2 separate regions of the Homo sapiens genome follow, and region 1 is linked to region 2. The links are chromatin contacts, found by Hi-C in ENCODE. All regions are on one chromosome and are shown on one strand. Each heading gives the region's core, a stretch centred on a gene start or an enhancer-like site at or near the end of the contact. The rest is flanking DNA. Distances are from core to core; before and after follow the strand shown. Region 1 holds the start of COL4A5 (collagen type IV alpha 5 chain). Region 2 holds the start of RNF128 (ring finger protein 128).

The links. Hi-C counts contacts between places; a loop is a spot of excess contacts on that map. Pooled maps may share reads with other maps.
Region 1: a map of psoas muscle shows a loop between it and region 2 (7-fold over the local background). The contact joins the promoter of COL4A5 here to the promoter of RNF128 in region 2. A Hi-C loop is called at or near these places in 1 of 168 maps with a recorded cell type or tissue (psoas muscle) and 2 of 50 pooled maps.

The regions. Positions count from the first base shown.
Region 1 is chrX:108,438,588-108,445,023 of GRCh38, forward strand. COL4A5 (collagen type IV alpha 5 chain) reads left to right here and starts at 1,251. Exons shown (of 53, transcript NM_033380.3): 1 at 1,251-1,619. The coding sequence starts at 1,539. It also overlaps a transcript of COL4A6 not described here.
Region 2 is chrX:106,723,178-106,729,451 of GRCh38, forward strand. RNF128 (ring finger protein 128) reads left to right here and starts at 3,524. Exons shown (of 7, transcript NM_194463.2): 1 at 3,524-4,220. The coding sequence starts at 3,737. RefSeq lists an enhancer at 3,371-3,959.

The sequences.
Region 1 (6,436 bases), core at 1-2,500, 1.7 Mb after region 2:
ACCTATACGCTAAGACCTAAGCAACTGTGCATCATATACTTTCAACTTTACTGTTAGGTTACACATAAAGAGACATAGGCATACTATTCCCACATAAGACAGATGGGCCCGAAAGTGCCCTTGCACACATGCCCAAATGCATACAACACTGATTCAAATTGATAGTACACTAGGCTATTGGGAAGGGGAGACAGTTTCTGGAGTTGTAAATCCACTCTGAGCTAAGCAGAACCTAAGGATGAGTGGGCCCTCGTGAAATAGATCCAAAACCTTGAAAGACTCTAAAGTGGTTAATTCTAGGAAGATAGAAATGTTGTGAAGAATTCTTCATCAAATTCTTGAAGATTCTCCAAGGAGTCCGCAGAAAGTATTTTCTAGTTCTTTTGTTACTTTAAAAAAAATCTATATATCAGAATTATCAAAGGAACATTCAAGTCTTTATATGGGAGATATCGATTCAGCTGCCATCAACTCTATTTAAATATTTCCAATTAAGTGTTTATATTAATTCTAAGAAACACTGCACTAAATTTATTTAATTCCCTGCCCTAAATCTTTCTGAAACACAACTACAATGAGAGTCAATACCTTTTACATTAGCTCAATATAGGAGGCATTAATTATAGGATTCAATGCAGCTAAACAGAGATATAGCTGTATTATAATAACATAATACCATAGAATAATTACCAATACCTGCTGAATGCTCCCAGATCTTATACGTATATAACACACATAAAGTATTCACGCACATATACTTATTTTCTTACTTGTTTATAAGCATATACTTTATTTATTCCCAATATTTTCACATCTTCTGCTTGTATGTAGAAACTCTCTGTTCTGTGAGCAGCTGGAAGGTAAAGAAGACCAGCAGCCCAGGGAGCACCGACCAAAATTTGTTTCTAATGAGTAACAATAAAAAGCACGGCCCCTCTGAGATCCATCCGCTAAAAAAATAGTCCCAGTTTAGATCTATTTGTAATTGGCTTTGGTACGCACACCAATGAGATTGGAACTGAGCCTAGAAAAGTAGTATCAACGGAAGGTGCAAATGAACGAATAGAAAAGCTTCCCGGTTGGACTCATGGTGCTCAGTCAACTAGTCTGGAAGTTTCCCTCCCCCAAATAACTGAGCGTCACTCCCTCGCAGGTTGCCGGTGCAGTCTAAAACTGTGGCGGAGTGATACTCAAATTCCCTTGTGCTGGTGAGGAGGGGGGCCTTGCACGGGGAAGAGAGGGAGGAAAGTAGATCTGTAGGAATTGAGTGAAGAAAAAGTTTGCAAGTCTGGACAGAAGGGAAAAGTTCTCCTGAGAGACCGGCTTTGGGGAGGGGAGGGGGGAAGGAAGAGTAGCTCCTTCTTCTTCTTCTTTTTTTTTTCTTCCACTCTTAAAAAGCTTCTTTCTCTTCACCCAAGCCTCACTGTCCCTCTCCGGCTCTAGCTCTCTCCATATAAACCCTCAAGATTATGTCAATTGGTTAGAGCCAGCCGGGAATTTCGTGCGGGTGCTGAAGGAGCTGCGGGAGCCGGAGAAGAATGAAACTGCGTGGAGTCAGCCTGGCTGCCGGCTTGTTCTTACTGGCCCTGAGTCTTTGGGGGCAGCCTGCAGAGGCTGCGGTAAGTCCTTCCTCCCCTCCCCCGCGCCCATCACCGCTCTTTCACGCTGAAATTACCTTTTTTTTGGGGGGGGGGTCCCTTTATCTTCCTTTTGGCGTTGACTAGGGAATTCAAATTTGCTTTCTCATGTTTAGGAAGAAACGTTATTTGCAACACCGGTAACTCAAGCCTTCTGAAGTCCAACGGAGAGGTTTAAGTGCTTAAAAATAGGGCTGCTTGCTTCCCTGCAGCTAGCTCCTCCGGGGGCAAGAGCAAAGTCAGAAGTGGGGGACGCTAATTAAAGGCTCACTAGGCTGTGGTGGGTATTTAAAACTTTTCCTCCCCTCCCTCCACCGTCGGGTGTTTCCCTGCCTGGCGACTAACCTTTTCACTACTTGTACCCAGCCCACTCTTTGAATTTTGTCTGTAGTTTAATATTTTGGCTCTTCGAAAATCCAGCTTCCATCAAAGTGTTTTTAGCGCCTCAGTGAAGTTCGTCCCCTTTGCTCTTTCCTTAAGCAACAGGAACCTACCCCCACCTCAGGTCATTCAAGCCACTGACCTCCTTTTCCCTTTTGACATCCTTGTTACAAATGAAATGCTAAGGCAACATACCAAGAAGAGTGAGGTAAAGTCTCAGGCTTCAGGTCTTTTGCGTCTTTTTGTTGTTGTTGTTTTTTCTAAATTATGGGTTTTTTTGTTTGTTTACTTTTTTTTAAACCTACCAAGGCATCTGAACAAATTGAGAATTTGCCCATCACCTATTCAAAGGAAAATACTCCTTTTTCAAAGGAGAATCAGTGTTCCAGTTTAAAGGAAAGTGGGGGAGGAGGTACATGTGAAATAGCAGCAAAAAGCTCCATTCAGTTTTAGGAATGTAGAATTCAAACCTCAGTATATCTCTTAGAAGGGTATCTGGGTAGTCCCACCCACTGTCCTATTGGGGATGAGGGCCAGATGTTAAAAAAATGAATGGCTTTGTGAGAGAAAATGTTCTCCAGCCTGAAGCCCATCATCTTTAATTTCATATAACCTCTGAAGAATAAGTGTGTGACAAATTATTTAAATTTATTTGAGTGATCATTATGGATAGTTTTAAAAACTGTTTAATATGAGATCATGGCTTAGGCCTTCACATGGTTGAGTGACCGTCAATTCTTTGTAAGCAGCTGCTATGTTACAGCTCATCTGGGTCCACTTTTAAGTTAGCTGTCTAGCTTCCCTATAGCACTTAGCATGCCTCAAATCACATGTCCTCTTTCTATCCTTCTGAAGGTGTGTACCCGGTGTATGAAAACTAACTTTCATATTACTCTGAGCACAACATAATTATAATAGCAAATTTGCTGAAAAACCATGCATATCAAATATTTTTACTATGCATGCCATAATTTTCTTCCATCAAAGTAGACAAATGATTTAAAAATGCTTTTTTGATGCAGAGCATCTTAATGGGGGTAAGGTTTAGCCAGTCAATAGGGCTACAGACTTGGATAAAACTGCAATTGTGCTGTTGAAAATAGTTCATTTTAAAAACATCTTCTTGGTGCCCTCTGTTTCTGGCATTTGGCCCAGGGACAAAGATTTTGTAGATGTTTGATTAAATATATATATGTTTTTTGATGTTACTTTTAACAAATTTGCACCAGATGACAACTATACAGGTATGTATAGCAACACTACACATCAATTAATATTAAATCAATTTATGTTAACAATGAGGTTTCTTTTTATTGACAAAACTTGAGAGCAAGCTTGTTTTCTTGGATTCTTAAACTAATGAGTATTCATGAAGTCATTACAGCTCTTTCCCTTTTCCTCCTATATAATTTTTAAAGAACATTTTATATCCCCTTTTCCTATCATTAGGATATTGTGCCTCTATTAAAACCAAGGGTTTGTTTTTCCTGGTTCATACATAAATATTTTAATAGGCTCAAAAATATGAATGATATCGGCTCTGCATACTTGTGCTGGAGATATCGGTGACCATTTCTAGAGTAAAACTGGTTGGTGGTAGGGCTAGTCTTTGACTGGAGTAGTTTAGTATTGGGGTTTTTATATCAAAAAAGTGTTGCTATTTAAAGTGCTTTACTCTTTTATAGGTAAATGATTTCTTTATCTCTGAAATCATGCCAAATTGGTACATCACAAATATGTGGAAGATCTTTTTTTTAGGTAGAGCATTCATTAGGTGGAATAAAGTAACCTCTATGCCAAAAGGTTAGTAATAAGAGAAGACAGTTTTAAGTTGGAAATATAATTTTTAGTGATGGAAATAACATTTTTATGTGAAGGTAATTATACCTGTACTGATTCACTGTCAGTGGGATATGCACTTAGATTTGTGGATGTGGGTAGTATGTAAAATTATGTTAGTTTTATTTTACATAGTTAGTAAGTTGTTTTCTGTGCAGTAGATTGGATATTTTTGTCTACTTTAAACGTACTATCTTCCTTGTGACCAGCGGCACGAATTTATCAAGGGTAGGAGTGTTGTTTGTAGCCATGAAACACTTCATCCTCTATGAAGTATATTGCTCCATAGGAAAAACTTGTCATCATTGTCATCATTATTAATGTAGATAACATAATGAGTGTTTACTATGTGCCAGGCACTGTGCTAATATGATAATACATATTATCATATTTAATCTTCAGAACAGACTTATGAGACATATACCGTTATTATCCTCACTTTACAGATGAGAAAACTACAAATTACAGACGTTGAATACATTCCCAGAAATCCAGTCATGTAGGCAGTAACTTGTGAAGCTGGAAAATTTGAATCCAGGCAGTTTGACTCTAGAATCTTTGCCCTTAATGACTGTCCTATACTGCCTACTTTGTATGTGGTCTATAGAGATTTACTGGTGTGTAAAGTATTTGGATCTCTGCCACTTTTTTTGGACACAGGAGGTGAAATGGAAATGATAATGGGGGTTACATGTCTTCCTGCTGATGTTAGGAGAAGCAGCATGGTGTAATGGAAATAGCTTTGGGCCTAGAATAAAAAGATCAGAGTTTGACCTCTGTATCTGTATCTAGAGTGAGATTATTTAAAAGCAATCTAAAAGCAAATGCTGTTGAAGGTTTTATGATTTTATGTAATCACAATATGTAAACATTTCAACTTATATAACTACTATAATTTGTGACAGATGATTTGTTTTGAAGGAAGATTTGCCTTATGATTATTTAATTACTCAGTTACTGCATTAATTTTAAGTCCACCAAACTTTTCAGGAGCATGTCTATTGTGAAACAACCGGGTATGTGTGTATGGTAACACACTTTACTTAACATGCTTAATTTAGTTTTGTTCTTTTTTTGTACTAATTTGCCTACCTATCATATCCAATTTTATTCACAAACTATATAGATATATATCTTTAGTCTTATGCATATATCTATATATGTATCTGTCCCATGGCAGTGTAAGAGTTTGTATTTTTTCATGTGTTTTTATTTACCTTTTGATGTCTATACATGTAAGACATGAGACTCTTTACATCCCTGAAAGCTTGGTTAAGATGGTGTCTGCTAGGTTTATTCACTATAAAGTCACTATTTTTTCTTTTGTAATTACAAAGTGAGACTATGCAGGGCAATATTGTGAGACAATGTAAATATCCTGTTTCTCATCATATATTTGCCCACTAATTTTAGCATATGTTGATGATTCTGGCTTGAATAAATTATTGTTGTGACATTTGCCAGACATTGATTTCAATTTTCAACATTTTTACATTTATTAATTGATTGAATTATACTGTAATAAAAAACTTTCTCTTTACGCTTAATGTATATATTTATTCAGCTGTTTATAGCAGTATGGACTTAATGAATATTTGTTTTATTCTATAGGTTATAATGAATTATGCTCTTACTACTTTTTGTTTTTGCTGAAACCCAGATTTGGCCAACAGGAGCCCCTTCAAATTGGCTCCTGTGTCCTTTCAACATGTCTCCATCATTTTTTAAGCACCCTCTTACTTTCTGGCACCACAGATGTTCCAGACTCTTTTTTTTTTCTTTTTTTTTTTGAGATGGAGTCTTGCTCTGTCACCCAGGCTAGAGTGCAGTGGCGCGATGATCTCGGCTCACTGCAAGCTCTGCCTCCCGGGTTCACACCATTCTCCTGCCTCAGCCTCCCAAGTAGCTGGGACTACAGGTGCCAGCCACCATGCCGGGCTAATTTTTTGCATTTTTAGTAGAGACGGGGTTTCACCATGTTAGCCAGGATGGTCTCGAACTCCTGACCTCGTGATCCACCCGCCTTGGCCTCCCAAAGTGCTGGGATTACAGGCGTGAGCCACCGCACCTGGCCTCCAGACTCATTTTTTAATTTCCTTGCCCCAACTCTGGAATCAGAATCTTTTCTCCAAGGAGCTCTGATTCTTTTTATTGGAGAATGGTATGTAGAAGCCAAGATCTGGGTGCTTGGCATGCTTATTGCTACTGAGGTGTCATTGCCTCTAGGCCCTCTCAGCAGGCAGAACTAGGAAATATATGTATATATGCACACATACCTGTTTCTATATCGATTTCTTGAAGTCCCTCTTTATATATGTCAAAATCATGGATTCATAATGATACATCTGATTCCAGTCCAAGACCCTAGAATAAATATACATGATCTCATTCTCTTCTGGTATTTCTCTTCACACGTTTTGTGGACTTTGTAGAGGTCTTATACAGAGTCTTCAAGAGGTTGGCCTCTGAAGTCAGACATGGAATCTGACTGGTAGATGTGTAACTTTCAGCAAAATAGTAATCTTTGAGACTTAATTTCCTCATTGGCAAAAGGAAGGCCGTAGCACCTATCTCACATA
Region 2 (6,274 bases), core at 2,274-4,773:
CACCCACCATCTAGATTTATCACTTGTTGTCATTTTGCCATATTTGCTTTATGTATGTGTATACACATGTGCATGCATATTGAGTCCGTACGCTTTAATATAATTTTCTGGCCTGGCGCGGTGGCTCACGCCTGTAATCCCAGCACTTTGGGAGGCCGAGGTGGGCAGATCATGAGGTCAGGAGTTCGAGACCAGCCTGGCCAACATGGTGAAACCCCGTCTCTACTAAAAATACAAAAATTAGCCGGGCATGGTGGCACGCGCCTGTAATTCCAGCTACTTGGGAGGCTGAGGCAGGAGAATCGCTTAAACCTGGGAGGCAGAGGTTGCAGTGAGCCAAGATCATGCCATTGCACTACAGCCTGGGCAACAAGAGCAAAACTCTGTCTAAAATATATATATATATATGTATGTATGTATAATTTTCTAAACTTTTCATGTTCTGGCACAAGTTATTTGACTAGCTTCACTTCCCTTGGCTCCACCTTTGCAACTTTATATCCCAACCATACCGAACTACTGAATGCTAGTTCCCTGAATGTTCTTTGGAGTTCTCATATAATATACTCTTGCCTGTGCCTGAAAATCCTTACTCTCTTTGCTTGGGTCACTCCATTTGTACTTAAAGACTCAGTCACACTTGTCTTGCCCTAGCGCCTTATACTTTTCTCAGTCATAACATGTATTACACTGTACTGTTATTGATAGTTTATCTCTCTGATTGTCTCACTAGACCATGAGCTCATTGAAGGCAAGGGCTGTTTCTTTTGTCTCTCTACACCCCTGTCTCTCCCATGCTTTGCACTTAGTAGGTGTTCAGTGATCGGAAACTCAACTGCCTATCACACAGTTCTACCTGGTTACATCATAGGCACCTCAAAATCGACATATCTAAAGTGAACTCATCTCTCCTTCTACCCATTCTATACATTTAAAACCCTCCTCCTGTATTCCCTGATTGAATGTCATCTAGTCTTCCAAGTCAAAAACCTCAGAGTAATTTCTAACTCCTCCTTCTCTTTCATCCCCCAAACCAAGTCCTGTTGATTCTACCACCAAAGAACATTCCCATTCTGCCCACTTCTCTTCATGTCCACTACCTGTCTATCCAAGCCATCTTCATCTCTCACCTGTAGCACTGCCAACCATCTTCTGTATGGGCTCCCTGCTGCTATTCTCATTCCCTCCAATCTATTATCCACAGAGAAGGATCTCTAAACTTCAGATCTGATTCTATTACTCCCTGATTAAACCCTGATTATATTACTCCTCGTTTTTGGATAAAGTCTAAACTCCCTAGCTTTACCCAAAGGACTCTCAAGAACTGGCCCCCATGTACCTCTCCAACATGATCTGTTACCACCCTCCCTCTGTTACTTTAGGTTCCAACCATTTTGCATTTACTGGGCCTGTAGTAATTGTAGCTTCCTAACATTTCTTTTTCATATTTCAATGCCTTTCCTTGTGTTGTTTTCTGCCTAGAAAAGTTTACTGTCTCAAACTCAGCCCAGGTCTAACCTCCTCTGGGAAGCTTTTCCTTACTTCTCAGTCTGGGTTAGGTGCTTCTCTGTTATCCACTACTACCCTGTCATATCTCCATCATAGTGCTTACACTATATACATATATCACTCTATACTGCACTTTCCATTTTACTTGTCCTTCTCATCAAAACTAATTTATGAGCTTCTTGATAGGAGAGTTGATGTCTTATTTGATTTTGCACCACAATGCTCAGCCCATGGCTTATGGCAGATGTACAACAAATATTTAAGAAAATAATGAATGGAAAAACATTAATAAATGTCTCTCTGAACTTCATTTTTGTAGCTATAAAATACCTTCTTTCTTCTGAACACATTGTTTCTTCAAAGTACAATATAGTTGGCTGTCATTCAGGTAATATCAATTGAATTTTGAATGCTCTTCACCAGCAAAATCAGACAATTTCTGGAATTGTACCATTTCTCAGAGGTGGTTGGTCCTACCCATTTTTCCCCTAGGTAATTTTTATCTCAGAGATTACCATCAGTATTTGGGGGTACCATGCTATTGGTCTCATATACCCACTTTGACCTCTAAAGTCCTTTTCAATACCTAAGAGTATATGTTTCACAAAATTGCACATTTATTTATGTTCTAGGTGTTGTTTGGTATATGATGTTAATTTTCCTCTAGGTTTCTCTCAAGCCATAAGAGTATCAAGTACAGAATTGGTCCATGCTTAATCTTTGTAAATAACATTGATTAAGTAAATGCTGGGCCAGGGATTGAGGGGAGTAATTGATCAGAAATTTAACAAATGTTGAGCTGCATAAAGTAGACTGTATTTATTTGAACTGAAAAAGTGGCTAAGACTGAACATCTTGAACATCATTTTCTCTGATATTACCTCAAATTAAAACTTTAATATTATTTTAGAATTGTGTCTCTGAACCTGTTTAATAATTTTAACATGTTTTTTATATTGCTAAGCATTGTTCTAAGTGCTTTATTACATGTATTAACTCATTTAATCATCTGAAAACTCTGTGAGGTAGGTGCAATTATTATCCCCCTTTTACAGATGATGAGGAAACTGAGCCACAGGGAAGTTCCCCAAGGTCAAAAGTTATTCATAACTATCAGACAGCAGGTATATTAATTCAGCTTAATTCAAGGCTCATTTGTTAACCATCTAGTAAATATAATAGTTGACAGGGTAGACAAAAATTGAATACTTAAGCAAGGATAAATCGTAATGTAATAATGCCATGAGTGAATCGCCTAGGCGAGTCAGGCTCCTTTCAGTTAGTGGGAAATGGAGAAAGATTATGTAGTTAAGGTCATGAATAGCGCAGGAACATCCGCTAGGGTAAGTCAGGTTTGTGAAAAATGCAGAAGAAAGGCTTGGTTCTGAGGTGTGTGAAAACAGTCATTCTTTTGTGAGGACTAAAATTAGTTTTAGAAGAGGCATCTGATGCGGTACATGAAACCTAGGGTAACGGTGAGGAAATACACATGTATGAGGCTTCTTAGGAGCAGGGAAAGAGAAAGGTGCCATTTGAAGTCAGTAAGAAAGGGTAACAGCGCGCTTTTCCTGCCCTTCCCCCCTCTAGAGAATCAGTAAATAGCCTGATTCTACTCAAATTCCTTCCCTACCCAAATTCCCTTGACTACAACTCAGACCCTTTGGATCTGCGCTTTTTAGAAGTACTGTACTTCACATTCTGGCACCGTAAGCCCGAAATGTCCTTTAGGCAAATGTTAGGAGGGAAAAATGTATTCTTGCAATTCAAAACCGACTCGAATCCTGCCAGAAAGCTTTATGTTTGCGGACTTTATCGTTCCTCGCCTGTCCGTTTTTTATAAAACGACGCGACACACCTAGCCACACAGCCTCAGATCCTATTCTAACATCGATCCATCCTGTTACCCTTTTAAGAGGCGGATCCCGCAGTGTCCTTTCCTCCCTCCCAGCCACCTCTACCCCCAGTCGGCTGGGCGGAGCTTCACGCTAAAGCCCCAGAGCCCGACGCGGCAGCCGCGGTAGCGGAGAAGACTGGAGCTCCGAGGAGCTGCATCTGCGGCAACCTGTGTGCTGACGCTACGTGCCTCCTGGCTCCGACGTAGCTCGCAGCTCCCCAGTCTCACTCCATTCCTTCCCCACCTGGCGCGCACCTGCTCAAGACCAGGGTCCTGCCAAGCGCTAGGAGGGCGCGTGCCAGGGGCGCTAGGGAACTGCGGAGCGCGCGCGCCATGGGGCCGCCGCCTGGGGCCGGGGTCTCCTGCCGCGGTGGCTGCGGCTTTTCCAGATTGCTGGCATGGTGCTTCCTGCTGGCCCTGAGTCCGCAGGCACCCGGTTCCCGGGGGGCTGAAGCAGTGTGGACCGCGTACCTCAACGTGTCCTGGCGGGTTCCGCACACGGGAGTGAACCGTACGGTGTGGGAGCTGAGCGAGGAGGGCGTGTACGGCCAGGACTCGCCGCTGGAGCCTGTGGCTGGGGTCCTGGTACCGCCCGACGGGCCCGGGGCGCTTAACGCCTGTAACCCGCACACGAATTTCACGGTGCCCACGGTTTGGGGAAGCACCGTGCAAGTCTCTTGGTTGGCCCTCATCCAACGCGGCGGGGGCTGCACCTTCGCAGACAAGATCCATCTGGCTTATGAGAGAGGGGCGTCTGGAGCCGTCATCTTTAACTTCCCCGGGACCCGCAATGAGGTCATCCCCATGTCTCACCCGGGTGAGTGCAGCTACTAGATTGCACCCCTCCAGACCTCTGCCATGGCCAGTTTCTCTTATTTTCCTCATTGCCCTCCTCGTCCTATCCCCTTGCTCCGAAGGAAAGTGGGTGCTCTTTCTGTCCCCACGGAGTGGGGCAGGGTCCTCCCCGAGATTCACCAGGCCTGGGTGTTGGGCAAAAAAAAATCCTTCATTTGCCTCTCTGGTGGAAAAGGGTAAAACAAACCGGGTGCAGAGGCTGGCAAATCAAGGACTGTTTGAGCTCTTTGCGTTCCCTTTTCCTGGTTTTTCACAAGGGTGTCTAGCCTTGGATTAAGTGGTGGTGGGCATCGGGTCTTAAATGACCGAGGAGATCACCTGGAAATCTCTTCCTCACTCTGCTTTTTAACAACCTCAGACTGGCAGCAGATTTTCCCCTCCTCTCCCTGTTTTTCTCTCCATGTTTCCTGGGTATCAAATACTAGATTGTGCTACTGTGCCCTGTTAACCTCATTGCAATTTTGGTGGAAACTTTGCTTAGTTCTTGGGTTCTTCTCTGCCCAGTGGTCTCAAGTCCCAAGTGACTTGGTATCAGTGCTTTTGTTTGCTTCTGAAAAATCTGATTTAGGTTATTGAGTTGCAAAACAGGTGACTAACGTTCTTGAAAAAGAAGAGGTTTCTGCATGAGGATAGCAAAGGCCTAGACTTTGGAAAAAAAAATAGTCCAGGTAGTTCTTAAATTCTTGGAGATGGTATGAGGTTACTATTTTTCCCCGTCGGTTATCCTTCCACAAACTTCCCTATTTGTGATTAGGTATCCATACCTTATGTATATAGTTATCCTAGACCCTAAAGGACAAAGGGGAAAAAAATGGAGAAAAAGAAAGAGACACGTGTAATAGCAGTGTATCATAGTTTTTAAGAGCTGGGCCTCAAGTCAGAGCTTGGTTTAAATTCCTACTCTGTTGCTTACTAGTCCTGTGACCTTGGGCAACTTATTTCAAGTCTTAGAGTCTGGGTTCTCTCATCAGTCAAATGAGAATGAATAATAAGAAAACTTATCCACAAGTTTGCCTTCAGGATAAAATGAAATAATGCCTTAAAGAGTTTAGTGCAGTAAAGCACATCATCCACTCTCAGTAAGGGTTAGCTGATAGGATTAGCCTTCTGGGAGTCACTGGAAGGAAGAAGCTGCTTATTTGACTACTGGAGGTTTTCTGTTTTTCTTAAAACCTTATGACTGAACCTGCCTAGAGAGCACTTGTATTGAGTGGCTGGATGGCGTAATGGAAAGAACACTGAATTGGAACTCAGGAGATTTGAGTTCTTTTAGCCCCTTCTTTGCCTCTACCGACTTTGTAACCTTGTACAAGTTACTCACATGTCAAATGATTGTATAGGCAGTGGAGGCCAAGTTAGAAGCGTGTACTGAAACAAAACAAAAGTAGATGAACTCTAAGATCCCTTTCAGATCTAAAATGCTATGATTTTTAGTTTTTATATTGATTAAAGGAGAAACTGTATCTCTCTTGGCCGATAATTCATTGATTAGAATGAATCAGTAGCTTTTAGAAGTTACTGAAAATCAAGAATAAAGACCTAATAAAGTTTATAGTCTTTATATTTCAGTTGACTGTCTAATAGCAAGGGTTTGACTTTGTCTTCTAATGAGATTCATTTGCATGAATGATTTGTAATTGAAGAGTATTTAATTACAGAGTCCTACTTAGACCATTTTCCTTTTACTTCTGTTAAGGGTATTTATCTGATAGTTTTAGGAGACAATAAAATTAACTTTTGCTTGGCTCCCACTATATGCCAGGCACTCTACATACATATTACTTATACTTTATTGAGAGGCAATATGGTGTACTAAGAAAAACACAGGCATTTTAGTCAAGATTGGGAATAAAATTCTGGATTTACCACACAATAGCTTTGTGTCCTTGGTAGGATTATTTAACTTTACTGAGCCTTGGATACCCCATCTGTAAGATGGAGATAATATTTATGTTGCTGTGATTATTAAGGATTATATATATATATACTACCCAGCTGATAATAGTCACTGAATGT